Linked DNA regions of Mus musculus: region 1 is linked to region 2. A link is a loop called in an ENCODE intact Hi-C map of the cell type or tissue named here. Cell type or tissue: heart. All regions are shown on one strand. Each heading gives the region's core, and the rest is flanking DNA. Links, peaks and the distances in the headings are about the cores only.

Region 1 (15,729 bases), core at 3,689-11,688, 310 kb after region 2:
GAGATGAAAGGGATTAAGGAGGAGAGAGAGCAGGGTATACAAATAGTCCCCATGGGCAGTGGCATTTTCTGTCCTTCATGTCCCTGCTTTTCTGCCCTGAAAGGAGAGCATGACCTTTAAGCTGATCTCAGAAGCTGGCCTAGAGGCACAAAGGGTGAAACAGGTGCTAGTGGCCTACCAGGACTGAACTCAGCATGAGCCAAGCGCCAGGGCCCGAGATGAACGCTGTGCAGGGATGTAGGTCATTTATATTCTACTGTAGCTCCCTCTGCCTGTGCCCTGAGAGGTTAATTCAGGATGGATTCAAAAGTAGTAGAATAATTTGTTTAGACAAGGAAATCTCAAGAACGACAGAGTCAGTTAGTGCTCACAGAGGTAACTCACCCATGTCTGGAGAGAGAGAGAGAGAGAGAGAGAGAGAGAGAGAGAGAGAGAGAGAGAGAGAGAGAAGAAGAAGGAGGAGGAGGAGGAGGAGGAGGAGGAGGAGGAGGAGGAGGAGGAGGAGGGAGGGAGGGAGGGAGGGAGAGAGGGAGGGAGGGAGGGAGGGAGGGAGGGAGGGAGGGAGAGGGGCCTGGAAAATGTGCAACTTGTCAAGGAAAGTAGCAAAAATGAAAGCTGCAGACAGGTGGATTCTAAACCATCTGTAAATAGATAAAGGGATTCTCCCTATTAGAGATGAGTCTCACACTCTGCATGGGACATAGGGGACATGTCTTAAGAGCAAGACCTCCCATCAAAAGGTCCAATTTTTGAAGATGTAAATATATGTGAAACAAGAGAGACTACACTGGGATTGTCATAGAAGGGGTTCTCTGCTCAAAAACAACTCCCTGGTGAAGTGTTTTAGAAGACTCAGTGAGCAAGGCATACAGAGAGGCTACTACAGTTCTCAATCAAGGGGGCCGAGTTACATCTTGGGCTGGCAGGAGAGCCTGGCCGCATCAGCCACATGGTCCTGGTTTTGCAAGCATGACAGATGCAGCTGGACACCAGAAAGCTAGTGTGGCCTGGCAATGTGTGGCAGTATGACGTTCTACAAGGAGGCCCTGAGAGGACACTGTGTGAGGTAAGATGACATTTGGTGAAAGTCCTAACCATAAGGTATCTTCTAAGGAAAGCTGCAGGCCTGGAGTGCAACCTGCCTAGGAAAAAGGCTATGTGTACTGCCCAGAATAGGGGTGACAAATACACACACACACACACATACACACACACACACACACATCATATAAATTACATATTCCTATATAATACATATGATAATATTATATAGAGAATATACACTATATATAAAAATTATAAAATATCTTTTTCTCTCTCTTTCTCTGTGACTCAGCCTGAATGTTAGTTGGTCTTGAGGTTTTCTCTGCCAAGCAAATCAGTCTACTACTTTTGAATCCATCCTGAATTAACACCTCAGGGCACAGGCAGAAGGTGTAGTTACAGACATAAATGACCTACACCACCAGTAGAGCATTCATCTTGGGCCATGATGGTTGGCTCATGCTGAGTTCAGTCCCAGGAGGTCACTAGCACTTATTCACCGTGTGTGTGTGTGTGTGTGTGTGTGTGTGTGTGTGTAAAAATATAAATATATAAATAAATATATAGTAATATATGTTAATTGCCTTGTCTGGTTTAGTTTTTCCTTGTCCTGTCTCACTCCTCCCTTTTGGAGTGCGAATGTTTACCCTGTGCCTTGTATATCAGAACTGTGTAAACTGTGTGTTGATCGTACAGAGGCTCATAGTTAAGACATTGCCTTTAGTCTCCGAAGAGACTTTGGACTTTGGAACAGTACTGGGGCTGTTAAAGACTGGGGGGTGGGGGGGGGTGGGGGGTTGAAGTTAGAGTGACTCTATTTTTCATTGTGATACAGCCATGTGCCTATGGGGGTCAAGGATGGGTAAAGCCTTCTGGTTTCGATGTGAGATGACTCCCAGAGTCCCATGTGTTTGAATACTTGGTGTGGGTGCTAGGAATCAAGCCTGGGTCCTCTGGAAGAGCAGCAAATGCTCTGAACACTGAGCCATCATCTTTCTAGCATTTGCTCTCTGTTTCTTGACTGCAGACTCAACATGATCAGCTGCCCCAAGCCCCATTCATCTTGCCTTCCCACCAGGACAGACTGCACCCTTCCTAAACTGTAAAGCAAAGACTCTGCCTTCCCTAGGATCCTCTTTCTCAGGTATCCGGCCAGAACACCAAGAAAAGCAATCAATCAACAGTCATGCATTTCTCATTATTTTACAACGTAATGCCTCTGAATATCTATTTCTTTACCTGGGGCCTTGGAATGCAATGCCTGCTTCCTCAGGGTATGAGATAGTGAACTAAACGAAATTAGGTCTGGAAATAAGAACTCTACAGAGCCTGGTACACTGTAAATGAGTAGTGTCAATAATGTCACCCTAATAGTTACCAATAATCACCTTGCTTGCTGCCTTAGCTGCTTTCTAGCCGAACCCCATGGAGACAGGTTCTCCCCTCCACACACCCCTGCCCAAGCCAGAGCACGTGTCTCCCTGGGAATCTTGGTTTGCCCGCCTTGACCTTTCACTCTTGTCCCTTGGGCTCAGAGAACACCTTCTTCTGCCAAGAAAAACCAATTTGTCAACATAGAGAACCTAAGCCTTTGAAAACTTCAAAGTCACTGCCACTTTCCTGTGTCCACAAGGGCATGAGATTTAAGCTTCTGTCTGTGTTTAAAACTAGTAGACGTCAGAAGTCATAAATTAAAGTCATTAAGTCTCTGGCTGTTTCCCCATGAAGCCTCAGGGAGTTTCACACCTCCCACCAACCCTTCCAACTCCCTCTACACCCCACTAAACACACACACACACAAACACACACACACACTGGGGAAACAGCTGTAGGCGAGCACTGGGGACATTGTGGGAAACGGGCAAGCAACCTTTACTCAAGCTCTTGGTCACTGGAGTAGAGCTTAGGGCACCTTAGAGATCACATCCTTGATACTTGAGACTTAGTGCCTAGCTGTGGGTGTGGGTGTGGGGGAGAAGGGGTGCCTGACCAGTTTGAGGGCAAGCTTGGAATTGTATGCAGTGACCAATTCTAGACAAGGAGGCAAACATGAACTGCTTGTTTGAAGGAATTGGACGGCACACAGCAACCTGGCTATCTGAGCAGCAGTGCCCCGAAGACCTTTTTCTTTTTAAAGCAGTGATCCCACCAAGCCTTACAGGGAGACCTGGTGGTGCCCAACAAGGGGCTTCTCCCCTCTGTCCTCGGACTTCCATAAAAGGAGAAAGGAATGTCTATGCACCAAATGAGGAGCTCTGAGTCACCACAAAGGGAACACTCCCAATTACCACACAAGGTGGGGCTGCTTTGGAGCCCCGTCTCTCCAGTTATTCCTGTTCCTAGAAAATGATGGGCTGACGTAGACTGACCTCGGGGTTCCCTAAGAGAGAAGCAGCCACACACTCATCCCAGACCCTGGTGCATCCTGCCTTAGAGCTGGACAGCACAGGGTTGCACAGGTAGCACAGGTTGGAACAGCACTGAGAGAGGATGGTACTTGGGGTGTGAAGACCCTGTTCCCGGCTGTAGGTCTTTGCCAAGTTATTTACTGTCTACTCTGCCACCAGGCAGACCTCACTTTTAGTATCATCAGAGTTAGACCTGGACTCCGACTCCACTCCTCAGTGACTGGGTCAGGGCCTGCCGCATGCCAGTGAGATTGACTAAGTCAAACAGACTCCTGACTCTTGGCAAACAAACTATGGAATAGTCTGGTGCTTGTGAGAAAACAAGTTATGTAATACTGACCCAAAGATACTCCTTTGGGTGTCTGTGAGAAAGTATTATCCTGAGTGGCCCCATACCACCTGTTGGCTTCCTGCAAATGACTGAGTGATGCTGGTTGACAGCTCTCCAGACAAACTCAAAACCTTCCAGGTCTCGAATGGTTGATACCTTCTCTTCATGAAGAGGCCATTAGGGTCCATCTTGACCCTATGGAGTCAATGTTAAGTTTGAAGCTAGTAGCTCAGTGGTCTTCAAAGGAGGCCTTAGGCAAGACTTAGCTTTCTCTTCCAAGCACTGACCTGGAGTCACTTCCAGTCTGGCTCCCTCCTTCAAACACACAGCAGTTGTGTTTCACCGTGTGTTTATGTGTCTTCCCTTCCTGAGGCTAAATTCTCTGAGGGTACATGGTACAGCCACCATCCCATTTACCCCATCAGATGTACTCTGAGGAACAAGAGAGAACCACACCCTTTGTGGGGCAGAGAAAATAACAAAAGTGGTCCCAGGAACCCAAATCTCTCTCTCTCTCTCTCTCTCTCACACACACACACACACACACACACACACACACACACACCACAGAAGGTTCTTTGGTGGCAGGTGAGATTTTGACAAGATAAAAAAGGAGACTCGGAAGCCGAGCCAGAGCCGAGAGGAGCGCTGAGCTCCCTGTAGGAACGGCTGGGCCCTGGATGTTTATCCAGATGGGACAAGTGATCAGGGGGATCCAGCTCTCAACCCCCCAGATTTCATCCATCAGTCTAACCGGTAGTAACCGTGGGCACTTCAGAAAGGGCTCACATGGCTGACAGAAACGTCACTCTGTGCCTCCCAGATGACACCGATCTGCCATTTCCTGTACACAACATGCCTGCATGAGTTTATTAGCCCTGGCTGGCTCCAAAGAGACCTTCAGAACGCTAGTAAATGCAGGGGGTGTGGACTGGCTGAGAGGAGGAACTCTTGGCTTCTGGAACCTTAGATATATCTAATATGCCTTTCAGAGCAATCCTAATGGTGCTTGTCTCTTCAAGATACTGTCTTCTGAGCGGGCCTCTTGGGCTCCTTGCAAGAGATCTTTCGTCCTCTAAGATTTGGTGGAGCCACCCAGAGTGTGGCTGCTCCTACTGAGTAAGCTTGCCCCACTATCTGACAAGAAGGACATAGGATGCAAAGGAGACACCTCTCTGAAGCAAAGCAAAAAACAGAACGGTCCATGACACAGGCTGTACCTCCCCACAGCCTCTCAGATCGTTTTGTATTGCACAGCTCTCTCCTAAGATGTCTGATCTGGAGCTCCATACTGCTCCACACTGCTCCTCCACATCTGGAGCTCCATATTGCTCCACACTGCTCCTCCACATCTGGGGCTCTGTCTGTGCTCCACACTGCTCCTCCTACCCAAAGTGCTATCGCCCAAGTCTCCATGGTACATGAGGTGGCCTATACTTCACTTTATATTGCATCTGTGTTGGCACAGAGCATTTCTGAAGAAACCAAACAGATGTTCTGATCAGAGGGAAAGGATGTGGGATCTAGAATCAGGGTGGAGAACTTCTTCTCTACTCTGTTACATTATTTGATAGGTTTTTTTCTTTAATGTTCTCCTGCACAGACTTTCTAAGTAGAAAATAGTAAAATTCAGACACTATATCCAAGAGAATAGTAACGTGCTGAGGCCAAATGTCTTTAATGTATATATACCAGATTTTGTGTGTGTGTGTGTGTGTGTGATGGTTTTGTTGTTGTTTAGGTCTGGGGCAATAGCTCAGTTGGTGAAATGCTTGCTGAACAAGCATGAGGAACTAAATTCAATAATCAGAACTCACATCTTAAAAAACTGGAGGTGCCAAAGTGATGGCTCAGCCACTAAGAGCTCTGGCTATGATCCAGAGGACTGGGGTTTAATTCCCAGCGCCCACAGGGTGGCTCACAACGGTCTGTACTTCTGGTACCTGGCATGCAAATGGTGCACAAACATACATACAGACAAAGCATCCATATGCATAAAATAAAATAAATTAATCTTTTTAAAGCTGGGGGCTGGAGAGATGGTTCAGCCATTAAGAACACTTGCTGCTCTTGCAGAGGACCTGGGTTTGGTTCTTAGCACAGCCACATGACAGCTCACATCAGTTCATAATTCCAGTTCCATGGGAACTGACACCCCCTCCTTCTGATTTCCACAGGTACCAGGCACACAGGTGGTGCCCATACATATATGTAGGCAAAATATACACATAAAACAAATCTAAAATATGTTCAGATTACAAAACATTTAGGCATAGTATTAGGTGCTGATAGCCCAGTGCTGGGGAGGCAGGGACAGGTCGATCCCTGGGTCTTTCTGGCCAGTCAGACCAGCCTATTTGGTTAGCTTCAGTCCAAATGAGAAAGCCTGTTCCATCTCAAGCAAACCAAGGAGCTACTGGCAGTTGAGACTTCCTAAGGGAGAGAGAAACACTCTTCTTTGAGGATATGGTCTGGCAGGGTTCCCGTGCTCCCGTGGATGCCCCACTCCCATGCTCAAAGAGGCATTAACTAGACTTATTCAGCTATATTTAAAAAGAAGGAGGAGGAGGAGACATTGAGCTGAGAGAGGACATATTGGGGGGATATGGAAGAGTTGGGGGAGAAAATATAATTATATGCGAATACATGTAATCATATTTCATTGCATACCTATAGGATATTTTTGAGAATAGTGAGCTTTTTTTTTTAATTTGACAACTCCTGAGGAGACTCCCTGCCTGAGGTTAACCTCTGCCTCAACACACATGTTCACATACATGCATCCTCATGCACACACACCCACATACAAAACAAATGAATAAATATTAAAGTTACAATGTTGCAATTTGAGGGTCTTCCTTCATTTTTCTCTAATAAGATGGTGTTCCAGAAGCTTCCATGCCTCGCTCATCAACTGCGTAACTTTGAACAAGTACAACAGAGACCTTCAGAGCCCTCACCTAATAATTACTGAAATATCAGATGGGAAAATCCACACCAAAAAATATTTTCAAGTTGGGTGGGTCCCTTTCCTTTGATGTATTTGTTGATTGCCATACTTTCCGTATAGGACATCCCTTGATACTAGAAACACTGGAAACAGTTGACAAGTGGCTTCCTGGGCCGGAAATGGTGACTCATTAGCATCTGGAGTGTCGAACTCTGCAGAACTACACCCATCCAGGACTAGAGAGAGTCTACCTCTGGTACAGGAACAAAAGAAATACCCTGGTTAGGAAAGTTCCTTGCCCAGATACCACTTTCCTTTACTGCCCAGGAACACATGCCACAGAAAGGCTCTGGGTGTGCCAACCAACAGTGCAAAGAGGGAACTGCCTTGAGCGTGAACCAGGACCTGTGTGTGGGCGGAGTCAACCTTACTTCCTACTGGGGAAACTCAAAGTGGGAGAAACTCAAAGTGGGAAAGCTGCGGGGGTCCACCCCCAATGTCTCATCCAGGATCTTGGCTTCCAGATAAAGGCAAGCAGTGCTTCAGAAATGACTTTTTTATCTGATAAAAGTAAAATTTCAGACTTCGAGCACAGTGTTTCTCAGGTGCTCCTGCCAGCCTATCCCGTAAGGAACCTTTATTCTCCAGTAAGTTAAGTCGCCCTTGGCATTAACTTCCGTGTGCGTTTCAAATTCTGTTATCTTGGCAGTTTTTGTTTTGTTTTGTTTTGTTTTACTTGAATGCAGCATTTTGTGTTAGCTTCTTTTGTGGTTTTGCGATTCAAAAAAAAAGAAAGGAAGGAAGGAAGGAAGGAAGGAAGGAAGGAAGGAAGGAAGAAAGAAAGAAAGAAAGAAAGAAAGAAAGAAAGAAAGAAAGAAAGAAAGAAAGAAAGAAAGAAAGAAGTTAAGAAAGAGAGGAAGGAAGAAAAGGAGAAATGAAGTCTGAGGTTTCTTCTTTTCCCTTGGACTTCTGCCAAGGTTTTCATGGGTTGATATATGCCTCACAGATCCTGCCAGAGGGAAATACCACACTCCTGAGGCTAACCTTCTACAGCACACACCCAAATGCACATTACTAAACTCTAACTAGAAACAGCAGGAAATTCCTATGCCTGGCAGAGACAATAGAGACCGCACAGCAACAGGGACACTGAGATGGGGACAGTGACCCACTTTTGTTTCCAAAGCCAGCGGCTATAGATACTTACAGCGAACCAACACCCAGGCACTACCGCTAAAGTTCTCCTCTGTTGACTCGGAACAAACTGGCATCAACAGAGCCACAAATGCAGCATGTGTGACCTCTCCCTGGGGACACCTCCTCCCACTGGTCCCTCCCAGGCGACAGACCCCACTACTCACCTCTTTGTTCCTGCGGGCTGCATCCAGGGAGACAGTACTGTCGCCTCTGTGTTCACCCTCCCCGCATTCCTGGCAGATACACTGCTGGTGCGTGTGGCAGAAGGAAACCAAAGGGCTGTGGTGGGCAGGGCAGGTGCGTAGATCCTGGTCCTTTGCGGGTTCGGTTAGCTGGTGGCTGTGCAGTTTGCTGTTCTCCTGGTGTGGCCGCAGGTGCTCCTCACAGTAGTTCACCATGCAGGTCAGACAGGATTTCACTGCCCTTACTCTGCTGGCCCCAAGACAGAAGTCACACAAGATCTGATCCTCTTCACCAGGAGCCCCGACCTCTGCGGGGTCATGACCCTGCTCCTGGGTTTCCTCACCTGACTTGCTGAGAGGGTCCGCATCTTCTTTTTCTGCTGGGATAGCTGACACAGGGTCTGGGCCGAGAGGGGCCAAAGGGTGAGCAGTGACCCCGGTCAGAGGCCCCGGGGCAATCAGATCCAATTCAGCCATCTGGTGGAGGCTCTGCGGACTAAGGACTAAGGCGTCCTTCCTCGCGGTCCCTTGGCTCAGGATCTGAGTAGCCCAAGTCAAACCAGAGAGCCACGCCTAGCAGATTGCAGCTGCCCTGAGACATTAACTGTTTCCTCCCTCCCGAGGAAGCTCAGTTACTCAGACAGGACGAGGCTCCTCCAGATTGGCTAGTAGCCAGCCACAGTGACAAGGCTCAGAACTGCCTTGCCACTTGGCTCCTGTGTCTGTTCCTTGGCTCAGGCTTCTCATTCTCATTCCTAGCCCAGCCCTGAAACTTCTATTCTTACGGGACTCATTCACGCACACCCCATAGGCTCTTCCGGAGACCACGTGTGCCTGTGGGACTGGAAAAAAGGGCAAGATTCCTGAGCTCTATTGTAAGCCTCTGCGGCTTTGAGCGGTCCCACAAGCCATATTTTGCGGTGGATCTCTCTCTCTCTCTCTCTCTCCTTCCTCCATCCCTCCCTCTCTCTCCCCTCCCCCTCCCCTTCTCTCTACTCCATATATTTTTAAAGGGGTCCAAAATGTAAGGACTTTGATAATAGGGCAGCTGCTAATCCTAAATGAGCCACCAGCTTGGTCCTACCACCACCACCACAAAACCTGACATACAGACAGACAGACAGACATAGTCAATCTAGCTTTATCTGCTTTTAATAACTTGCTTTTATCAGACTTTTGTTTTATTTTAGTCGTGTGTGTGTGTGTGTGTGTGTGTGTGTGTGTGTGACAGAGTTTGACATCTAGTGTCTTTCTTAATTGCTCTCCACCTCATTTCATGAGAGAGGACCTCACAGTGAACCTGGAACACGCTAGGTCACCTAGCGCAGCAGGCCAGCAAGTCAGAGGGATATTCTAGACTCTTGCCCCAGTGCTGGGGTTACAGATAAGCACCATTGCATGGCTGCAGGTGGCCATGCACACCTAGCAAGCACTTTACCCACTGAACCGTCCTCCTAGCTCCACTTCTGGTTGACTTTTAAAACTCACTCATGTGAGAAGCCACCCAGTGGACAGGGCCCTGGCCTTCCACTCTCTGCCATAAACCTCTAACATGTGGGCTTTGATGATAACAGTTGTCTGGCTTGCTTCTCCGAAACTTGATGGCCTTTTGTTGAAATTGACTCATCTGGACCTGAGCAGGTAACTAGTGGGTGACCTTTTGGCATCAGAAGACCAAAACTTCTGCCCTCAGAACATTCTAACACTGACCTGTCCTGAACATGCATCCCACGAAGAGCCATGAGGACCGATTATGGTCCTCTCAGCCACCCTTCCCTATCTCATAAATCCTCACCAGACCCCACCCTCCAGGAAGTGGATCTAACTGTGCTTCTCCCCTTCCATGCTCAGCTCAGCTGCCTTCAAATATGATTTTTCTCTTTTGCGAAACGCATGGTCTCTGTGTTTGCCACCCTGTGCAAGCATCCTGGTTCTGAAACCACAGAAATTGATGGATGTTTATAACCCTGACCCTCCAGTGTCCGCTTCTAGGGCATTCCAGGAGCTGGCTGAGAATGGGCACAGGAAGGGGCCATCGGGTAGAAGAGGGAAGGCACTGTCCCCTTCCACATACAGCTCTCTCCAGCCTTTCTAGGCCCCGTATCTTACTCTGTGATCTCCACGAAGAGACAGTTGCTAAACTAGCCCCACATCCAGCTAATAAAACTGTTCCTAAATGAGGTGCCCTCATTTTCTCAGGCTGTCCTTACAAAGTGCCACAGACTGACTGACTTTGATGACAGGAGTTAATTTCCCGACACCTCTGCAAGGGTGAGCTCCCACGCGTGGAGATGCCGTGGCCTTCTTCTGAGACCGCACTCCTTGGCTTGCCCTCCCGTCCTTCATGCCGTCTTCCCTGTGCTTGTCTGTGTCCTGATTGCTTCCTTTAGACATCAGTGAGGCTGAACTAGGGGACCATCCTACCTCATTTTTTTTCTTAATGACCTGTTCAAAGACCTACCTCCAAAAGCAGTCATGCTCTGAGGTAATGGGGGGTTATGACCTCAGTGTGTGAATTTGGAGGGTGAGGAGGGGGATGAAGCTCATGGCTAGAGGATGGGATGAGAAGCAAGTGGTTCCTGGGGGGAAAGAGCTCTTCCAGACGTGGCGTACCTCTGGACTTTAGGACTGAGATTAGTCTAATATGGCACCACCATGCATCTCTGTTTCCTTGGGGTAAACTAGACAGACCCGGGGATATTTCTTGGCAGAACTTGTCAAAAATCCAAGAAATCCACAGGCTTCTCAGAATCATAGTATACAAAAGGCTGCAAACTCATCCCAGATGCAGCCCTGCATTATTTAAAGACACTATGGAACACCCATGGCATGATTTCCTAGAGTGTTTAGCCAAGTTCCCCAAGTGTCCTTGTCCCTAAATGTCCCACCCTCTGAAGCTTTCCAAAAGTCAATTCCCAGAACCTTATTCATTTCATGGTTTTTATATCTCCAGACAAGAGAAAAAAAAAAGCCTGCCCAACCATCCCCAGTTCATTCTTAGACACTTCTTCAATACTAACAGATATTTCCACGAATGACCAAGACTTACCAGAAGATGAACTGGTTTTCCAACATGCCTCTCTGTCTCTGACCTCTCTCAGAATGAGGAAGAGAAGTGATTGCCCTGCCTGACCCATTCTACAGCCTCAAAGGTGGAAGAGAAAGAAGGGAGTCTGCTGTCTCCATTTGGTTCCCACTTGTCTCTCATTCTTTCTCTCACAGTTTTATTCCTACCCTTTCATCTTTCATTAAGGAATTATTTCCTGTCCCCACCCCCCTTCTATGACTAACACTTTAACATAGTACATGGGCATGACCGTCCCTCCACCAATGCCCAGAGTTAACAGACAACACCCAGTCATGACACTGTAGGAAACCTGATTCTGGGTCCTACCTTCACCTGTTATAGCATCTGTTTTCTCTAAACTTCATAACTGAGATACTGACCTAAGCCAAGGCTAGCAAACAGAGTTCTGAGTTGGTTCCTAGAGATTGTGCCTGAGCAACCTTGGGGTTAGGACAATGCTTTGCTTGTGTTATCTGATACGGACATAGAGTGGAAGACACTGGTCTCTCTATAGACCCATCACAGGAGCCATCAAAATGTCTGAATCCTCTTTATCATTAAGCAGGGTCTTTGGGAGGTATCTGCTAGGCCCAAGCTCTGACCCCACTACCAGGGTCTGGAACGCAACTGTCCAAGCCTTAGATGCCCTTCAATACCTCAAAACCAGAAGTTTGAAGAAATAAAGTCGTGGACTCTCTTATACCCTAATTTCTAATTTTCTATGTCCTGCAATGACTGCCCCTTCCTTTCCATGAAGACACGGGATATCGCAACCATTTTAGTCAGTCTGTTAGTTTCTTTTGCCTCCTTACACAGTAACTGCAACTTAAATGTCCCCTAATATCTCTGTCTCCATCCCCAGTTCTCAGCTGACCCTATCCCCTTTCACATCTAATTATCAAATCATAGGTAAGACAGGAGCCCTCTTTCCCCACAGCAACACCCAGATGCCGCCACCACCACCACCCTCGCCTTCTCACAAGTATTGCTTATATTAGTCTAATTTTATTGCTATAAAAATAAAACACCCAAGGCTGGATACTTTATAAAGAAAGGGCCATTGTTTATCTCACATTTCGAAGGCTGAAAGCCAAAGATCAAGCAATCTCATCTGTTTGGCTTCTGGCCAAAGTCCTTTTAACTGTATTACCGCATAACAAAGCCATATACAGAAAAAGCCAAGCACATGGTAACAGTCTTTCTGTATAACAATCCATTAGTCCATTTCTGCAAAAACTAATCAGGATCCCAAGAGAACTACATCAATCCTTCTGAGGGCAGCTCCTTCTAAAACCAAATCACGTTCCAGTGAACTCGACCTCTGAGAGTCTACTGTCTCCCAGTAGCACACATAGAAGGTAAAGTGTTTGGCACACAAATCTTTAGGGGATACACTCACAAAAGCCACAGCACTGCCTCCAGGGCCACCTTCTCTTCCTCCCGCCCCATCTTCTGCCAGATTCCCAGTCCCTTCCCCAAATGAAGGAAGATTTAAGCCTCCCTTTCCACCCCAACACTCTCTCTGTTCTCAGAAATTCTCTCTGAGTGCTTCTTACCAACTTTGGTTACACCTCGGTTTCTTTTCATTTTACATTGCTGCAAGAGTACACATAACACAAGACACAAACAATAAATCGTATCATCTCAACCATTTTCAGTGCATGCTTCAATAGCATTGGACAATATGCATCATCTAACCCTGGAGCATTTCATCTTGCACAACTGACTCGCTGCACTCAATAACCAGTAATTCCCTGTTGCTTCTCCCGCCAGGCCTGAAACTACCATTCTACTTTCTATTCCTGCACACTCAATTATTACAGGTACAGGTATAGGTGTTCATCTTTTTGTGATTAGTTACTTCCACTTGGTGTAATATGGTTAGAGTTCATCCGTGTCACAGATTCCCTTCCTCACACCTGATTTCCCATTCACTATAAATACTTCCCTCAAGACTTATGAGCTGATAATCCTATTCTCTAGCCACATCTACAGACCACTTTGCCTCATAGGGGAAGGTCTCCTTGGCTTCACCTGAACCCCAAACTCTCTACCTTTTGTAAAATGAAGTGTCTCTCTCATCTAATCAAAGCCACTATAATTTTACACAATTCATAAGAAGAACCTGTCACCAGGAAGGTCAGGACCTGGTGTGGTTTACCATCCTTTCCCAGAATTCAAAGCAATTTCCTGCCCCAGAACTGTGATGACTCACACAACACACACAGCCAATAGCTGGTAGGTAGGTGATCACACACAGCCAATAGCTGGTAGGTAGGTGGTCACACACAGCCAATAGCTGGTAGGTAGGTGGTCACACACAGCCATAGCTGGTGGGTAGGTGATCTGCATGGGGTGTTTTACTCAGAAATGGGGGGGGGGAGGGCTCAAACAGACTGCAAGTGTCAAGAAAACTTTATTCAAAAGCAAGGCAAGAGTGCACAGTAGTAGGGAATAGTGTACATAGTAAGGGATCGTGTGCATGGTAAGGAATAGTGCACAGTAGTAAGGAATAGATGGTCAGGACTGACAGCTGGGGCTGTTGGAAGAATTAAGTCATGGCTCTGAACTTGCAGTTTTTCTAGCAACCCCCCACCCAAACCTCAAAACTCTTGAACTTGAAATTGTGTCACCCTTCTGTAAAACAGCCCTGTGTTTTCTAGATCTCCTGGGAATGAGGAAGGGGAAACTTGCCCCTGGCCAAAGGCCTCTAAGCCCAGCTTTTCCCCTACATCAAAAAGGTCCTTGGTTTGCTTTGGTATCTATTGCTAGAAAGGCCAGGGAACAAAATGAAGAAAAGAAGAGGATATGGAAGGCTTAAGGGATCATTGCTCTCATTTCCAAACATAGATCTTGGAATCACCCCAGCACTAGGCCTCCAGCATCCCTCCCAGAGAGAGTGATGGATGCTCCCGGGAAAGAAGGACCACCTCAGGGAGGTGCATGCTTTCCCTCCACAGCACAGGAGGACACTCTTGTGGTACAGTGGACAGGCTGCCAACAGCACAGGAAGAAAGATAAGCCCTGCCTGTCTTACTCAGCAAACAGAGCAGAGGCTGGAGACTGGTGGCTCTGGGTGGAGAAAACTGGCTGATGTCAGTTTTGGCTGCTCTTTCAGCTACCCACGAGTCTCAGGAACCACCTGGACCATTTACTCCCTAAGCAGTCAGGGATGCTCTCAGCTTCCCTATAACCGTCCCCCCACCCCCAGGCTTGAAGGGCCAGGATTAACAGAAGCCTCATTCTGGATCCTCCTGGCAGAGTCTGTAACGCCCTTAGAACAAAGAGTGAAAACTTGGTCCCTACCCCTCTTATACATTCCAGACTCAATATCGTGGCATTTAAGTGGTACCCTCTTTAAAATATTTGAACCGTGTTTCGTTGGCTCTCCATATCACCCTCCACAACAGTTCTAAGAATCATGGTATAATAAATCTCAAAGTAAGAGCCCAAATAAACTCTTGTTATCTTCACAGATTATGACTAAAACATCAGAACAATCTACACATAAAGAACAAACCAAACACTTAAAATATGTGACAAATGTTTTCTCCTGTGTGACACATGGCATAGTTTTCAGAGGTGGCACAAATGGAGATCCCAAGCCCCTGTTGTTCAGACTGCCAGTCTTTGGAACTTGGGCAGCACCTAGCCCTCAGTCTCGGTGGTTTCCTCTAATGTTAGTGCTTGCTGGGGTGCCATGCATTCCAGGAAGCTGCACTCACCTTCATGAAGGGGAGGGTTGCCTCATACCAGCCAGGGCGAGGCCAGCCCTCACAAGCTCAGACAGCCAATGGCCAGGGCAGGTCAGTCTCTCACTGGGCAAGGGCTACAGGCAGCCCTGGGTACAGGATACTGGTTTTGTTTTTACTGGTGAGGCCTAGCCCTTCAGAGTCGTAAGGTCTCAGAGAATGGCTACCATGATATTCTTTCTCAACAACTGTAAACAGAAAAAGTCCGACTTCTGTCTGTAATACTAAGTAAGGACTATAGGCTCCGAACCCTGAACAAAGAAAGGAAAACAACAACAACAACAACACACATACACACAACACACAACTCACACACATACACAACACACACACACCTTTTTTCATTCTAGGTCCAAAAGCTTAGCATGTGACCAGGGTCAGAAAACAATACATCATTTTCAAGATAAACAACATATTCTCTGCCCTGCCTGTATGCAAGGGTTTTGGCACCAGATGTACTCGAGGGCTGGAAGGGTGCTGACAGGAGTCAAGAGCAGAGAGAGAAAGAAGTAGACTGAACACTGAACATGGCCAGCAGACTGGACAAGCCAGAAGTCACTATGAGAGAGAGGAGAATAGCAGGAAAGAGAGAACACAGGAGAAGAGCAAGGTTAACAAGAGCAGAGGCTAGACTAATGAGCATGTTATAAGAAGAGTGAGCAGCTGGGGGAGGGATGCTCATGAGCTGGAGGGAGTTTAGAGAGGAGGAGAAGGGGAGAAGGATGCTAGCATGGACAGGTATATGTTTATCAGAGAGCCATATGTCCCTTTTGCCAGAAGTAAGGGAAATGATTCTTT
Region 2 (14,573 bases), core at 6,574-14,573:
ACAGTAAGTATCTAGGCTAGTATCTATGCAGTAGTGAACTAGGCTATCTGACCACAATGAACTTGCAGCACTTGAAAAAAAATGGTAAATTAGACAGAGGGACCTTTATAAGACCTCAAGACAATCATGAGCAAAATGTGCAAAGAGCATGGAACATACCCAAAGCGCTCCAGTATATCCTACAGAAAAGTAACAAAGGTTGATCTGTTAACCTGATGCCCAGAGGAACCCCAGGAACCCCGGTCATCACGAGGGGAGTTTGCTCAAAAGCTCTTTCACTGGACCTACATCTTTTGGTTTCATTTTAATAAGAAGAGAGTATGCTCTTCACCTGTCTGAAGCCTTCACATCCAAAGACGCAACCAGACAGGCATTTGTGACATTTGTGAAAGCTGTGCCTGTAATGTAAGTGCACACACATTCCTTATCTGCAGCCCTCCAACAGTATAACAGCAACTACTTACACAGGCCTGTGCAAAGGTTATACACGCTACTAGCTACCCACTGAATGGGAGGAACTTGAGTTTGTGAGGATTTTGGCATTAGGCCCGGGACAAATCCATGCTCCATGATGACAGGCAACTTCGCATGTATTATTTTAGCATTTAAACAGATTTAAAAATTACAAGGCAATGAAGACATGAGCACATCAATGGTAAGGGCCAAAACTGCAGGATTCCTGGGCAAAGAGAAGAAAGGCCCCCTTTTCATCAAATGCCACCCATCAGGCTTTGGGTGGACATCAGAGGACAAGCAGAGTCCAAGCTTGGGGAAAGCATCCTCCATGACAGTCCCAAGACTGGCTCAGCTAGCTGGCTGCTCAAGGAGAAGCCTGCAGTGCCCTAAGGGGGTTGCTCAGCTCCCTTAACAGTGCTCCGCAGCCAGAATCCTTAACAGATTAGGAAGAGAGGGGTGTCCCCTGGCAGAGGGGCAGGTGTTTCATTCCATCTGAGAACAGGCTCAAGCCTCGATGAGCAAAGCCATGCTCTCCCTAGTGTCACGTGCATGTGTTTCAGCTGGAGCAACTCAGAAGTGACTTGCCACCTGCCTCTGCTGGCCACTTACTTAACTTGCTTCTTGCCTCTTAGAGACCTGAACTTCCATTCTTTAGCTTGACTTCCTAACCCAGATTGCAGGGTTGCAATGATCCAAGCTCCTGGGAAAGCCCTGTTAAAGGAGGGTGGGAAAGATGATGCCTGAGAACCCTGGGGTTCAATCTCATTGGCAGCAGGGAAGGAGGGAGAGAAGGGAGGAGCGATGGGGAAGAAAGCCAGTCCCACTCATCCAGATGGTCCTGAGCGGCAGAGAAACAACCTTTTACATGGTGCCTGGAGGCTCCATTTTGGGACATTTCCATCCAGGTCACATAAAGTCGTGTTGCACTGGTGACCACACAGTTCCCAGCAGCGAGAGGATCGGTGCACCAACCAGAACTCCAACAAGCATTTGAGACGATCTTGATTTCACTGTGTATTTCTCGCCCAGCACAGCAGCACGATAAAGCACCAGAAGATAAGTATCTGCCTACACAGCAAGCCGACAGCAGTCAGCTGGCCTATTGAACTCCGGAGGTTGCCGAACCTTGGCAGTGACAACTCGGCTGCCTTTGTAACACAAAATCAGGCACAGCCGACATGCAAACCAATGGATGTGGCTGACCTACCCAATAAACCCTTATTCATTAGATCAAGTGGTGTCTTTCCTTTGGCCCCTAAGGCTAGAGTTTGCCCACTTTTGCACTAGCACCATAAGAAGCTAGTGAGCACAATAGAGAGAAACAGAAGCGGGTTGGGGAGAGACTGCTACCAGTTTGAAACTTGTTTATGCAGATTCAGTGAACTACAAAGGTCAGTATTCCATGATGAACAAGCCCTGGTGTGGCGATGTTCGCCACCCTCCACCCCATGACAAGCCTACGATAACTTCTATGACAACAGAAGCCAAGAAAACATCATTTTCCACATTTCACTCAGTACTGAATGCTCAGTGGATACCTGGCAAACATCACTAGAATTCTCAGTGCCAGGTCTAAGCTGATCTGAGAACCTTGGTGCTGAGTTCCAGGATGAAAAAGCCCTCCTGCTCTAGGCAAGCTAGCTGTTCCAACGAGACTGCCAGGTCCCAGGACTACAGACAACTTTCCACTGTAGGCTGTGGCTGTAGACAGGCCCGTCCCCCAGAGCACACAGGGGATGGTGGAGCCAGATCGTCCATGCTTCCCTTCAAGGTCAGATTCCTACCCAGAGCCAGCAGAGCAGAGGAGGGAGTGCATCTGCCCCCTCGGCTGTATTCTTAGCCCGGGGCCTACTGTCTGGTTGGTTAAAGGCCCAGGAAACACAGTTCATCTGCTTCTGTCAGTATCAGCCAGCACCGAACCGGCCTCTACCCCTAACCTCTGGTTCCTCCTGGGCAATTCGTGAATGGTTTTGATTCATGAAAGAGGACGCCTAGATGTTTGGAATGCAGCTAGTAGATTATGTGACTAGTTTAGCATGCTCAATGATACCAGTTAGATCTTCCGAATCACCAAAAATACAATGTATAAATACATCGTTATGTTGGAAACATAAGGTAGATTAAGATAGGACAGGAACTCAGGAGATGGGAGAAAGCTATTGGAAGGACAAATCACAAAGGCAGGAGTCAGCGCCTCCGGTAGGCACAGTACTGCACTATTTTCAATGTCACATGACAGACAACCCTGAGGGCAGGACCCCACCCCCAAATCCAACCCACTACCATCACACAAAAATCACTATTTTTCACCCTCATTTCTCAGAATGAATGTCATTCCAGAAATAGCTAGATTTCCAAGCAGCCTCCACCCTCAACAATGTGGCCTCTGCTCACCCTTCGCCCACCGGCCTGCCTGCTCAGAGTCCAGTGTGGGTCCTGTCCCAGGGCCTTGGGCCCTTCCCCCAGCAGACCAGCAGGATGTTGGAGATGAGAATCAGGACTCAGGCGAACTTTGCCCATGACCCCTGCAGCAAGCAAATCAACAGAAAAGCAAGGCATAGCCCTGGGGCTTACAGAAACCGTGAAGGTCTGTGTCTCCAGAGGCCTTTTCACTTGGTGGTTAAGGAGGTGTTTTAGTGGAGAAAGCTATAGCTGGATAGCGGTGAGCACAGAGTACCCAGGGCTAGAAAGACCCTTCCCAATCACGGACTCCAAAGACACCTTAGATAGAAGGCTGAATGTCACTAATTCAAAAATGCCAAAAGCTCAAAAAATCTGAGACTGACACAGTTGGGTAAAGTTTTTCGCCCAATCCAATGTGATAAATGTACCCGTTCTGACTGTGTGTCCAGCCTTAGCACAGACTACTAGTAAGACCTCAGGGCACCTGGCAGTCTGTTCATTTTGCAAGAGTGTGAAAAGAGCATGGATTCCTGCGGCCTCACCGACCTGTTTCTCCACTACAGTGCACTGGAAGTGCCAGAAAAGTCAACCACATACTTGAAATCAGTCCGTGCCTTCCCTGCCAACTTTGGATTCAGAATCCATAAAAGGTAAAAAAGGTGGAGGGGAGATGATGTGGCATGGAGAAACAGCTTTGTTTTTTTTTAACCAGTCAGTCATCTGATCCAAACCCATAGGTTTAACTCAGAGAGGCAAGTGAATGTCACATTTGCCATTCACCCAGACCATACAGTGGGGTCCCCAGCACAATCTCACTAGCTCCAGAAAAGCCATGGAGAAGAGGAAACTGCAGCCCCCCCCCCTACTTGAAGATGTCAAACAGAACAAAGACTGCTGTCACCCTGTGGTGGCCCAAAGGTCACTAGAAAGATTTCCACTTCTTGAGCGTGAGCAATGGGACATAATAAGCTCAAGTCTAGAATAACGGTACAGAGGAAGGCAATCTTCCTTTGCTGATCCCCACTAACCTCTGTCCAAGGCTCGGCTCAGAACCATGTTCCCTTCCTTTGCCCTCCCTTCTCCACCTCAGAGCCAGGACCTTGAACACCTTCCCTCACAGATTCAGGAGATCCAGATGTGAGGACCCAGCGAGACCAGTCCCTAGGGACTGCTAAGTCTAAGAGAAGCCCTGCTGACACCTCTGCTGCCCTGTTTTCCTCCAGTTGCATAAACTCAGTCCAAGACTCCATTTCCTACCTGTTTCTTGCCCCGACAAACCCAGGCGTCATTTCCAACCCTGCTTCTCACAAGCCCTACAGGGAATGCAGCAGCAAATGCTAACACCAGCTCACCTTTTCCTCCACTCCTTGAAACAGCCAAGCCTCTACCAATACCTTACAGTTCCAATGTTGGCTGAATGCAGGGCTCTGAGAAGGTGGCCTGGCCTGGTGTAACTGCTTGTGTCATCTTTGTCATCAGGACTGTCACTGTCCATCATTCACACCCTGGACCATCAACCGCAGCTCCTCACTGGGCCCCCAAATTTGTTTTCAAAATACCCACACTTCACTGTGAACAAAGAGGCCTCCTATGACTTGATCATCCCTCCTCAAGAACAACTTTCTACCTCATTCTGAGCCCCACTTTCCACTCTCAGGATTGTTTCTTGATTATATCCCATGATCCCCTCAAACTGTGATCTCCCCGAAGCAGAGACCTAGCCTTTCTTACACCACTGTGTGACCAACTTCTGTGTGCAGTATAGGACGGCTTCCACATAGATCAAGAACAGATAGCTGCAGCTCACTGGTATCTCCTCAGAAATGAAAAGCTTTCTTGGAAGCTGGGTGTTCCCTCTCACCAGTAGGCTAAACACGCAGTGGGTTTATTGCAAAGGTATCTCCAAACGGATGGGGGAAGCAGTGGATAGTTGGAGGTTCTTGAATGCCAGTGACTGTCTTCTCAAGCTCCTGGGCTGACACATCTTCCTCTCAGGCCACCATTCCCTCAGGTCAAGCCAGGCCCAATCTCTCCTGGCCATAAAATGCAAAGGATATTTTCTGGCTCTGTGAAATCCTAAGGATGTGGCTGAAGTTTGGTCGTTGTGAAGCAAGGTTCCACTGTGTTAGCTATGCAGTATTATCCTACTGGGCTCAGGCAATCCCCTCACTTCAGCCTCATACCTAAAGTTTTTAAACAGCAAAGACTGTGAGTGCTCCACAGTAATTCCCAGACACTGACATCTGATAAGAAAATCAAGAGTTAAATTATCCCATCCCATCCCATCCCATCCCATCCCCTAGATCCCACTTATCCTGCCAGTGAACCCATGGGATCCCTGAAGAATCAAGAGCCTTTGCTGAAACAGAGATTACGGGCTGGCCTGCGGAGCCACAGAGATTTTAAACTGTGAAACATGAGCCCATAAATACAGAGGGCCTTTGGGTTTCCTGAAGTCTGACCCAAGGCTGAGCCACAGCAAGGGAATGCTCTGGTGACCTTGCCAAAATGGCCGTGTCACCAAATGCAAGAGTGAGCTAAAAGGTCTAGCATCACTTCAGATATAGAGACAGAAGAGACCACCAAGAGCGTTCAGTGGAACCGATGCTGGCAAGATGCGTGCTTTCTGGTTTTCAGCCCAAGCAATGCTACCCACAACCTATCGCCTGCTATGCGTTCGTCACCATCATTTAGAATGGAAAGAAGGACAAGGAAGTTCTGCTGGCTTCTGGTCTGGCCCCTATCCACCGTCTGAGGCAGAGAGGTCCTCTGCAGCTGAGAGGTCCAATTTCATGAGAGAGCCTGCAGGGCATCTCATATGTGGAGGTAAAGTATGTCTGTGTGCCTCGTTATTTCCCTCATGTTCTGGGATGAGAAGTCACTTTTTCTCTAAAATCAAAGATGTCTCAAGAATGGACATCTTTATTGTTGTTGTTGTTGTTGTTGTGGGTTGCCCCGGTGCTATTTGTATTCTCATGTTAATTCTGCTTCCTCAGGAGGGGCTGCCCATGAGGGGGGTAGATCACATACTCAGGTGATCTCATGTGAACCTTCTCCCCATTCTAACCAGTCAAATAAAGGCTAGAGCCTGTGATTGGGTAGTGGAAGGGAAAGCTGGGATGGGAGGTCTCAGAGGAAGGAGAAGGAGAGGGGAGGATGGAGAAAGAGGAGGTGGAAGCCAATATGGAGCAGAAGCACATGGCCTGGAGAAGCTACAAGCAGCAAGGGGTCTCATAGCTGGGGGGTAAGTTAGTATAGTGGTAGATCTGCCCAATATAGGCATATAGCTTATAAATGTAAAAACTGTGTGGTGTGGTTTTTATACGGGCTATGGGGATAAGAAATTACTACAACACTATGTTGTCAGGGCTCTCATCTTCCAACATAACAGAGCAATTTTTTAAGTAGGAATGGGACCTGAGTCAAGTTTCACTAAAGGCAAGCTCTGCTTTGCCTGACCTCAGCTGGGTTCTCTGAAGTCAATGATGATGAGACCAAGGCCAGGTTGTGCCCTTGTAACCCTCAGACACCCAAGCAGACTGGGATTTGACCCTTCTGCTCCAGGCCAGGTCCACATAGGTGAAATCAAGAGCTGGAAGTCGCTTCTATGCATTTTTAAAAAATGGAAATTCAAAACACAAGGCAGCAGTTCACTTTATAGCAAGGCAGATGTGTTGTTGCCCAGCTCCTCAAAGTGTGAGCACCCATCGGAACCTGAGTTCACAGATTTTACTTATTTGAAAAGCCAAGATCTAGTCAAAGCTATAAGACTCCAACTCATCCCTCTAACATGAAACCCTATAGTTCTATAATTAGCTTCTGATTGTGAAAATAAAGGTCTCCAGGAGGAAAATCTGTAAGGCAGAAAAGTTTGGGGTTTTGTTTTGTTTTAAAGTATTGAGAATCTTATCAGCCAGACATTTTTGGAACTCCTGGTAGGATGCCCCCAGAGTCTGCCTTAGGAATGCTTCTCTAAGAAAACAGATTCCCGACAGCCTAGAGCAGACCAGGTTTCAACTGATTGGGGAGGTTGGAAGGGCCTCCAGAGGCACCAGCTCCTTGCTGGAGTCTGAAAGGATCTGTGGACTCTCCCCACTCTCGTCCTACTCAGCTATTTCACTCTGTTCCTCTTTTCCCTGAGATCTTGTGCTCAGTGGTTCCCTGCCTCGTGCCTTTCCCAGATGTTCACTCAGCTCACTGCAGGATCATTCTCCACCTCCAAACAGCTTCCCTCTACCCTCTCTCTCTCTCTCTCTCACACACACACAAGCACAACACACACACAAGCACACACATATACACACACACACAAGCACACACATACACACACACACACACACAAGCACACACATACACACACACAAGCACACACATACACACACACAAGCACACACACACACACACAAGCACACACATACACACACACAAGCACACACACACACAAGCACACACACACACACACAAGCACACACACACACAAGCACACAAGCACACACACACAAGCACAAGCACACACTGCAAGCTCTCATGATCCCAATCCTGTGCTCAGTTCCCTTCGTGGTTACCAGTGATGCCACATCTCTTGAGCTCCATGGCTTGCTGCCCAACACACCGAGAGCCTTTCCGCTCTCTTCTCTTCACTGTGGCTCAGCGTGGGTACAACAAACAGCTCTAGGTGGGATAATGGGAAGGGGAATAGTAAAGGAGAGAGGCAGGAAGTGGAGAGAAAAGAGGAGAATCCTGAGGTACAGTGTTTACATCCAAGGAGGAAAGGAAATGCTGAAAGTCTAGACAAAAGGAAGAGACCTTTTCAGCCAATCTCCTAGGGCCATGCCAAGGCTGTCACTTGGAAACGGAGGCCAATAGGGCCTCAGAAAATTTGCAAAACCCAGTAATGGAACCAGGTTTTATTCTTAAATACGTCATCCTGGATTGAGCTTGGAAAACCAATCACAGAAGAACAAGAACAGATCAAAGCCATCTAATCAGAATCTGCTTCTGTGCCTCTGACAATTGAAGGGACTGTGACAGCAGACATTAGAGGACAGCATGCCTCTGAGACCCAGGGCCTTGAGAAGGGGGACAAGTGCACAAAGGGCAGACTCCAGCTGCTGGGCAGGCAGTGAAGCGCTATTCACTAAGATACTAGACGGTAGGGAAGATGGTTAAGGAGCAAGGTGCAGGGTGACTGGGGATAATGGCTTGGGTGAGGTCTCATCAGCTGCCCAGCAGAACTGTCTGGCAGGTGGCTGCAAACAGGATTCTGGAGTCTGGAAGAGAAAACTGGTCTGGAAGAAAACAAATGCCCACACATGGATAAAGGACTCCAAGATTTCACTCTACCTGATCATGGAAAGCTAGGGAGGAAGGGAGAGAAGGGGGAGGAGAAGGAAGGAGGGGGGGAGAGGAAAGAAAAAAGAGGGAGAGAGAAATATTGACAGAATTCTACTCCATTTTTCTCTCCATTCTACTCCAAGAAATAAGCTAGAAAGTAGCTAGTTATCCAAAAATGTCATGAAACCCATGCATCTCTCAGGCTGCCGGGCTCTTCGTTAAAAGAGGAGGAAATAAACTCTCTTGCCGCACTAAGATTTGAAGATGTTCTGCCCAGTGGAGTCAGGCCTAGGACTAACCAGCCAACTGGTCACCCAGACAGAGCCTATCTCCCTCTTGCCTTTATTTACTTAAGTCCTGCCTACCCTTTGGAGAATGGATCATGTTCCGCCTCCCACTAGAGACTTTTCTTCCACTCCCCCCTGAGCTCTGGTACTGTCCCTGAGCCTGGCCCCCTCTCCACAGGCACCTGGCCTGGTGTGCCTCCATAGTGACTCATGTCCCCACACCCAAATCCCCTGACTCCTCACTGAGGTTCAGCAGCGGTAAGGCCTCTGGCTGTGAAGGCCCAGAGCTCCTAAGCCTCTGGGTGGGCCCCGTGGGGCTTGTTAACCTCAGCAAGCAGGCAAATCCATTTAGAAAAGGGGGAGAAGGTGATTAGAGGTTAGAGGCAGGGGTAAGACATGTAAAACATCTCAGCAGGAAGACATGGCTTTGAGAAAAGACCTGAGACAACTTCAGGCTTGATTGCATAGCGGGTTGCCTGAGAGTGCAATCAGGTAGGCCCCACCCACACTGCCAGGTGGCTTCAATGACAACAAAGCTGACCTCTGGAGAGAGGGTAGAGAGTCCCTGTCCCTTCAGAGATACAGTGGGCTGGAGCTAAAATAATGGCATGTGCCTGTGATGTCCCAGCTACTCAAGGAAGCTGAGACAGAGGGATTTCCTTGAACCCAGGAACTCCAGACTAACCATAGCTGCAGCAAATTTTATCGGAGGTAGGGGAGCCCATGATGTAAATGGGGGCACACATTCAATGAATATCCTTTACAAATCACTATTGATAACTATTACTTCCAAAAGCTTGCTTCCAACAGTCTAAGAACAAACACAACTGGCTTAATTCTAAGAACTAAACACAATTCATTCATGAAGGTGGCCCCATGCTTTAAACAGGCCAATGCTTTGAACATTCTGTACCTTGTAACTGTATTGTTACACAACTCATTGTTGAATACCACAGAACAGGCAAAGCAGGCCCAGAGGACTGATGGCTCAGAGCCTAGGCGTGACATGCTGACACACCAGGAAGACGTCAGCAGAGGTAATGACTACTCGGGAAGTTCAAACGGAAACTCCTAATTTAGAATCTGCCTGAGTGGAAGCAAGCCCAGCTTCTCTGGGGCCTTTCCTGAGTGCCTTGGAAGCCCATTATTGTCAGAGCTGTGACCTGGGGTTCCCAGAAAAGCCACCAAGCCCACGTGGAATCATGCTAACAAACTGAGCAAAGTCGGTGGGAGCTGGCTTAGGACAATGGATATGCCAGGCATGGAGAAGTTGAGAGGCAAGTTTCCTTTTTAAAACAGCACTGGTGCCTCTTTTAGATATGCTTCTGGCACCAAGGGACAGCTATTTACTGAGCAAGAAGAGACAGAGTTTGGGCCAGTTAACAGGCTGTATCTTCCATTCTCTCTCTTGCAGACAGTTTGTGCACAGCTTAGTTCCTCTGCCTCCTCCTTTTGGCTGAAACTCGGGCAGCTTTAATACGCCTGCCAAAACTGCTCCCTTCCGGTCCTAAGACTCTTGAATTCTGTGCCAACCCCACGTGGCCAGATGCCACTTGGGGACAGCGCCTGTGGACACCAGGCCCAAAGCCCCAGAGAAAGCAGACTTTTGTAGGCTGCCTTGCCACCTTTGACCACTAGATGGCAGTGGGGAGCCAGGAGCGGCATATTGTGACTGTGCGAGGAACTTCTGCCAGACCCTAGAGCTAAAGCGGTTGAAACCTGATGCTGTGGCTTTGGGGGACCAAGAGCAACCTCATCACATTCTCAAGCACTCATGAACAGTGCATTTACTTGGCTGCCAACAAACCATGCAACCTCTAGGATGGTTTCAATTTAGTGTGCCACACACACTCAGATAAAGACTCATTTCGGAAGGGCTGAGGTCTTTTGCCTTGTCCCCAGGCCAAGAACGGTGAAAATTTAAAAGAGCTTTTTAACCTGTCCTCAATATAAATATGTTACCAGTTCCCGTTTCTACTGGGACTAAGACTAACGTCTTTCATTTGCAACGCTTCTATGATATTCCTGCAGAGTCTGTAGGAAGAAGAGTCCAACCAAGGCTTGCCCAGAGCTGAGTCACTTCACTGCCTGCTCTACGGGGCTGGATATGAACTGGTAGTTCCTCTCATGGAGCGTGGCATCTTCAAGCAAGAGAAAGGAGGGAGGCGGGGGAAGCAGTTTACAGTAAGATTGGAAGCTGTCCTTAACTAGCCTTTCAAAGCCGGAATTCCAGGGCTCCAGGGAACACAAGACCAAGTCTTGGCACCAGTCTCACTTCCACACGTCCATCTGAACAGCCCAGGCTCCCTGCTGAGCAGTCCTAGTGTTCCTTCAAATATATCCTCAGGTTTGTTTCCAAAGATGCCGAGAGCGAAGCAGAAACACATGCTTTGCAGAAGGGCCCACGGGCTCAGTTTATGATGCTAAATAGTACCCTTGTGGACCAAGACCCCGGAAGGCAGTCTGGTAACCAGGGGGCCCAAACCTGGCCAGGCCATATGCAGGAAGGCCCAATCGCCTGCAGCTGCAGCAGGGTGATGCAGGACATTTCTGATAGAGACAGCTTCCAAGCCAAAAATGTCCACAATATCACCTGTCGCCGTGGGATCTGCTTTGAGTGTGTCTTGGCATGTCACCTTCTCTGCTTACCTGGGTCCATATCTCTTTGCCCACAAAGAACACTACACAAGGTGACTGGGACAAGCTGATGGCATGGCTTAGGTAGAGTCATGGTGAGACAGAAGACTCCCTCATGAGACAGCTGTCCCCTCCCTCTCATGTTGGATATCTGACTCTGTGACACAGTCCACCCCAACCCAGTAGGGACTTTCTAGACCAGAGCCTCAAGAATTGATCATTTCAGGTGCAAAAGAAGACCCAGTTAGGACCAATCTGCACAGGGCACAAAACTAGTCTCTCACCGCTCACTGATGAGGAGTAGCAGTGTTGGACGGCTCCCAAGGCGGATGTGGTACAGTTCTGCCAGAGATCAGTCGTGTGTCCATTGCCCACGAGCCATTGCTGCAAACAGCCAGACATGCCCGGTCAGTAAAGCAGTGAGGAGAGAAGGGAGAAAGGAGCAGGGCAAAGGATGGTATTCCCCAGCCTCATCCCCTGGATGCCTGGCCCTCCCCCTCCTGCCCAGTGAGATCAGCAAGCCATTCCCCAGCCTCATCCTCTGGATGCCCAGCCCTCCCCTTCCTCCCTCACCACTCCCTGGTAAAGTTGACAGTTGTGATCCGAAAATGAGAGGTGACAGCTTGGTATAGACATCACGTGGAGGTGGGAACACTGTTTTGTGTGTGAAAGACACTTTGGAAACAGAGAGGTTCCAGTCACCCAGACTCATACAAATGGTACCGTGCGCAGAAATGTATGGCATAGTAGCAAACAAGGACTTGCCCAAGGACAACTGCACCCTCACCACACTTATACCCTCTGGGTGTCACTCCTAGCCATGAGTTCTCTAAGCCTTCCTTTTATACATATATTTGATGGTGGGGAGCAAGGCCTTATGTAGCCCAGGCTGTCCTCATGTCTCTATGTAGCCAAGGATGATCTTGAGTTTCTGACCCTTCTACCTCAGGAAGTGCTGACGTTTCAGGCAAGTACTACCACACTCAAGTTCATGCCATGATGCATTTTTAGCATCCCACGGCTCTGTCAAGATTAGCCACAGCCATAGTCATAATTAAGATCTTGTCAATAATAAAGCAATTAACATAAATAACAATAATCCCAAACCACACTTCCAGCCTGCTTCACATTAAGACGTTAAAGGCGGAAGCATACATCTTCATTTTTCAAGAAAGCCAATTTTAAATGAATTAATCCACTGTGTCTGACAGCTCCACACCAGCTATTTCCTTGCCCAGCTCCTATCAGTGGAGGGCACTCCGGTAAGATAGATAAGATACCACAGTCCCCCTGCAAGACTGGCTTAAGTCCTGAGCAACTAAGTTCTTCCAGCCCTTGCTCACTGTCTACCCCTGATGCTGGCCTAACTTTCTCAAAGAACTGAAAAGAAGTGGGTGGCAAAGAAGTGCAGCAACAGAAGTCCTGGGGCCTCTGGTATGTCCAGCTGTCTGCAAATATCACTCCAGTTTGGCAACCTGGGGAAGCACTGGCTGGGAACCCAGAGCAGAGATAGCTGCCGCCCTGCAGGGAGCCTCCCCTGTCCGCTCGCCCCGCACTCACGCTGACGATGGTGGAGACGAAGAGCAACACTAGCACCGCGATGTGCAGGAACAGGATCCCCAACAAGAGTAGGAGCATGGTGGCTGGGAGTTGGGCTCGGGATCAGAGGAGCGGTGCCTGCTGAGAGAGGAAGGCGGGTGTGAGGCCGCTGGCCCTGGCCCGGGGGCCCAGCTGGCCGGGAGGGGGCGGCCGCCGCCATCCCTATCCCCGCCCAGTGCCCGCCCGCAATCGAACATCTTTTGCCTTTGGAACAAAACAAGCAAGTGGTGCGCACGTCCCGATCACCCCGGGAGGCGCGCGGAGGAGAGGAGTTTCCTGAACGATGAGCCGAGGCCACAGCAAGCCTCCGCCCAGCCTGGGCGCCTTTCAGGGCCCTTGGGACTTGGGAGGCTACCGAGGCCACGTCCCTGACCCAGTCACAGGGTGGATTCCCCCCGAGACTGGAGGCTCAGCGGGCGGCGCCAGGCTCACAGCCAGAGGCCTGGGGTCGCCCGCCACCCGAGGCTGGTTTCCCAGACCCCAGCGCGCCCCGCGTTCCGTTACTTGCCTCCAAGTTTCCACCCGTTTTTGCCAGCGGAGAGCAGCCGCCCCGCCCCCGGCTCGGCCTAGATGCTGGCGGCTGGGGGAGCGGGAGAGCAGGCGGGCTGGAGGATTGCCCGGCTCCGGAGCTTCCCGCGCGCAGGGTTCCGCGCCTTCCCTGCGCCCCGGGGGGTGAAGAGCCTTCAGCCCCGCCAGCTCCACAGGCACCCCCTGGACGGCCCCAAGGAGAGCTAGGCTGAGCCCGCCGCACTTGCGGACCCCTGTCCAAAGCCCCATCCCGAATAGATGCGCCAGGGGCCCTATCCCTTGGTTGCTGCTGACTGGAGGGAAGGAGACAGTGCGTAAAGAGGCTGATTGAGTCTGAGAATTCTCGCAAGTCAGAGCAGGCAAGACGTGTTTCCAAGGTCCGAAGATACTATCTCCTACCCTACCTCCCCCTCCACTTCAGACTTTAGGGAGCTAAAACTTGGGTGACCTGATAGTGAATGTGTACAGCCGTGAAAATCTGGCTGCAGCTGAGTGAACCAGTTAAGGATAGAACCTTAGACCAAGGAGACTTCTAAATTAGTTTTGACAAGTATTCTATCCCAGACACGTCCATTTTCCTCCCAAGGAACACATCAAAGACAAAAAGCCAGGAATGCACTGAAGATATAAGCAAGATTTTCCCCATGATTTCCAGAAAATTCAAATTTCATTGGATGGCTTCAAGTAGCAGAGACCAAGAACACCATAGGGCCTGCGGCTAGAACCCGAAGGACCAGAGACTCGTGTATTTTAACAGTACATCCTCTGGAAAGAATCACAAGGCCGCCCCAGCAACCCTCTATCCAGACACCGCCACCACCCTGGTCTGGACGATGCAGAGGCAGTCCTAGGTGTGTCCCTCCGGTAGGCTAGGATGTAGGAAGGGGTCTCCACGTTCTTGTCACAAGGCGGCCCTATGGAGGGTCAGAGCCCCGTCCCCGCTTTAGGCATAGCATTTCCAGATGATGCCCAGCTTTATGCCCCCCACCACCACCACCTTCTTCACTTTCCCTACCAACTTACTTTCAGTTCAAAGGGACAGCTATCTCAGAGCAGATTAGCCTCAGGCACAAACTCCGGTGCGTCCACTGGGTTGCTGGCGTCCCCAAAGACAGCTGTGCTGCGGGTCAGCGCGCGCGCAAAGCAAGGGGGCAGTGGGAGGCTCCCGGTGTTCCCCTTTAACGGGAACTACGCCCTATTTGCGTCGCTGCAGAAGGGTGTGTCCCAGGGTCAGCGTGTGCGGGAGGGCGGGCCTCCCTGAGGAGAGGGGGCAGGCGGGCGGGCGGGGCGCCGACTGCCAGACAGTTACTTGGACTTAAAGACACCCCC

The links. A loop is a pair of places that touch in the nucleus more often than their neighbours do. Peaks named below come from ENCODE experiments on the same cell type or tissue, not always from the same donor. Only the 100,000 strongest peaks of a DNase experiment are listed, where the experiment ranks them.
Region 1: it touches region 2 in a loop (2.3-fold over the local background); 2 of 42 quality-filtered maps call a loop at or near these places.

Annotation. Positions count from the first base shown.
Region 1 is chr11:62,813,365-62,829,093 of GRCm38, reverse strand. It overlaps Trim16 (tripartite motif-containing 16), which reads right to left and starts at 8,841. Exons shown (of 6, transcript NM_053169.2): 1 at 8,095-8,841. The coding sequence starts at 8,589. In heart, for the core only: a CTCF peak has its summit at 8,592 (motif pointing left); DNase peaks (open chromatin) are centred at 6,923, 8,173 and 8,753; H3K4me3 peaks cover 1,963 bases; H3K27ac peaks cover 1,742 bases; H3K27me3 peaks cover 381 bases.
Region 2 is chr11:63,131,349-63,145,921 of GRCm38, reverse strand. It overlaps Pmp22 (peripheral myelin protein 22), which reads right to left and starts at 14,465. Exons shown (of 5, transcript NM_008885.3): 1 at 14,268-14,465; 2 at 12,678-12,797; 3 at 11,402-11,501. The coding sequence starts at 12,755. In heart, for the core only: a CTCF peak has its summit at 12,824 (motif pointing right); DNase peaks (open chromatin) are centred at 9,501, 10,061, 12,891, 14,431 and 5 weaker places; H3K4me3 peaks cover 2,654 bases; H3K27ac peaks cover 2,892 bases.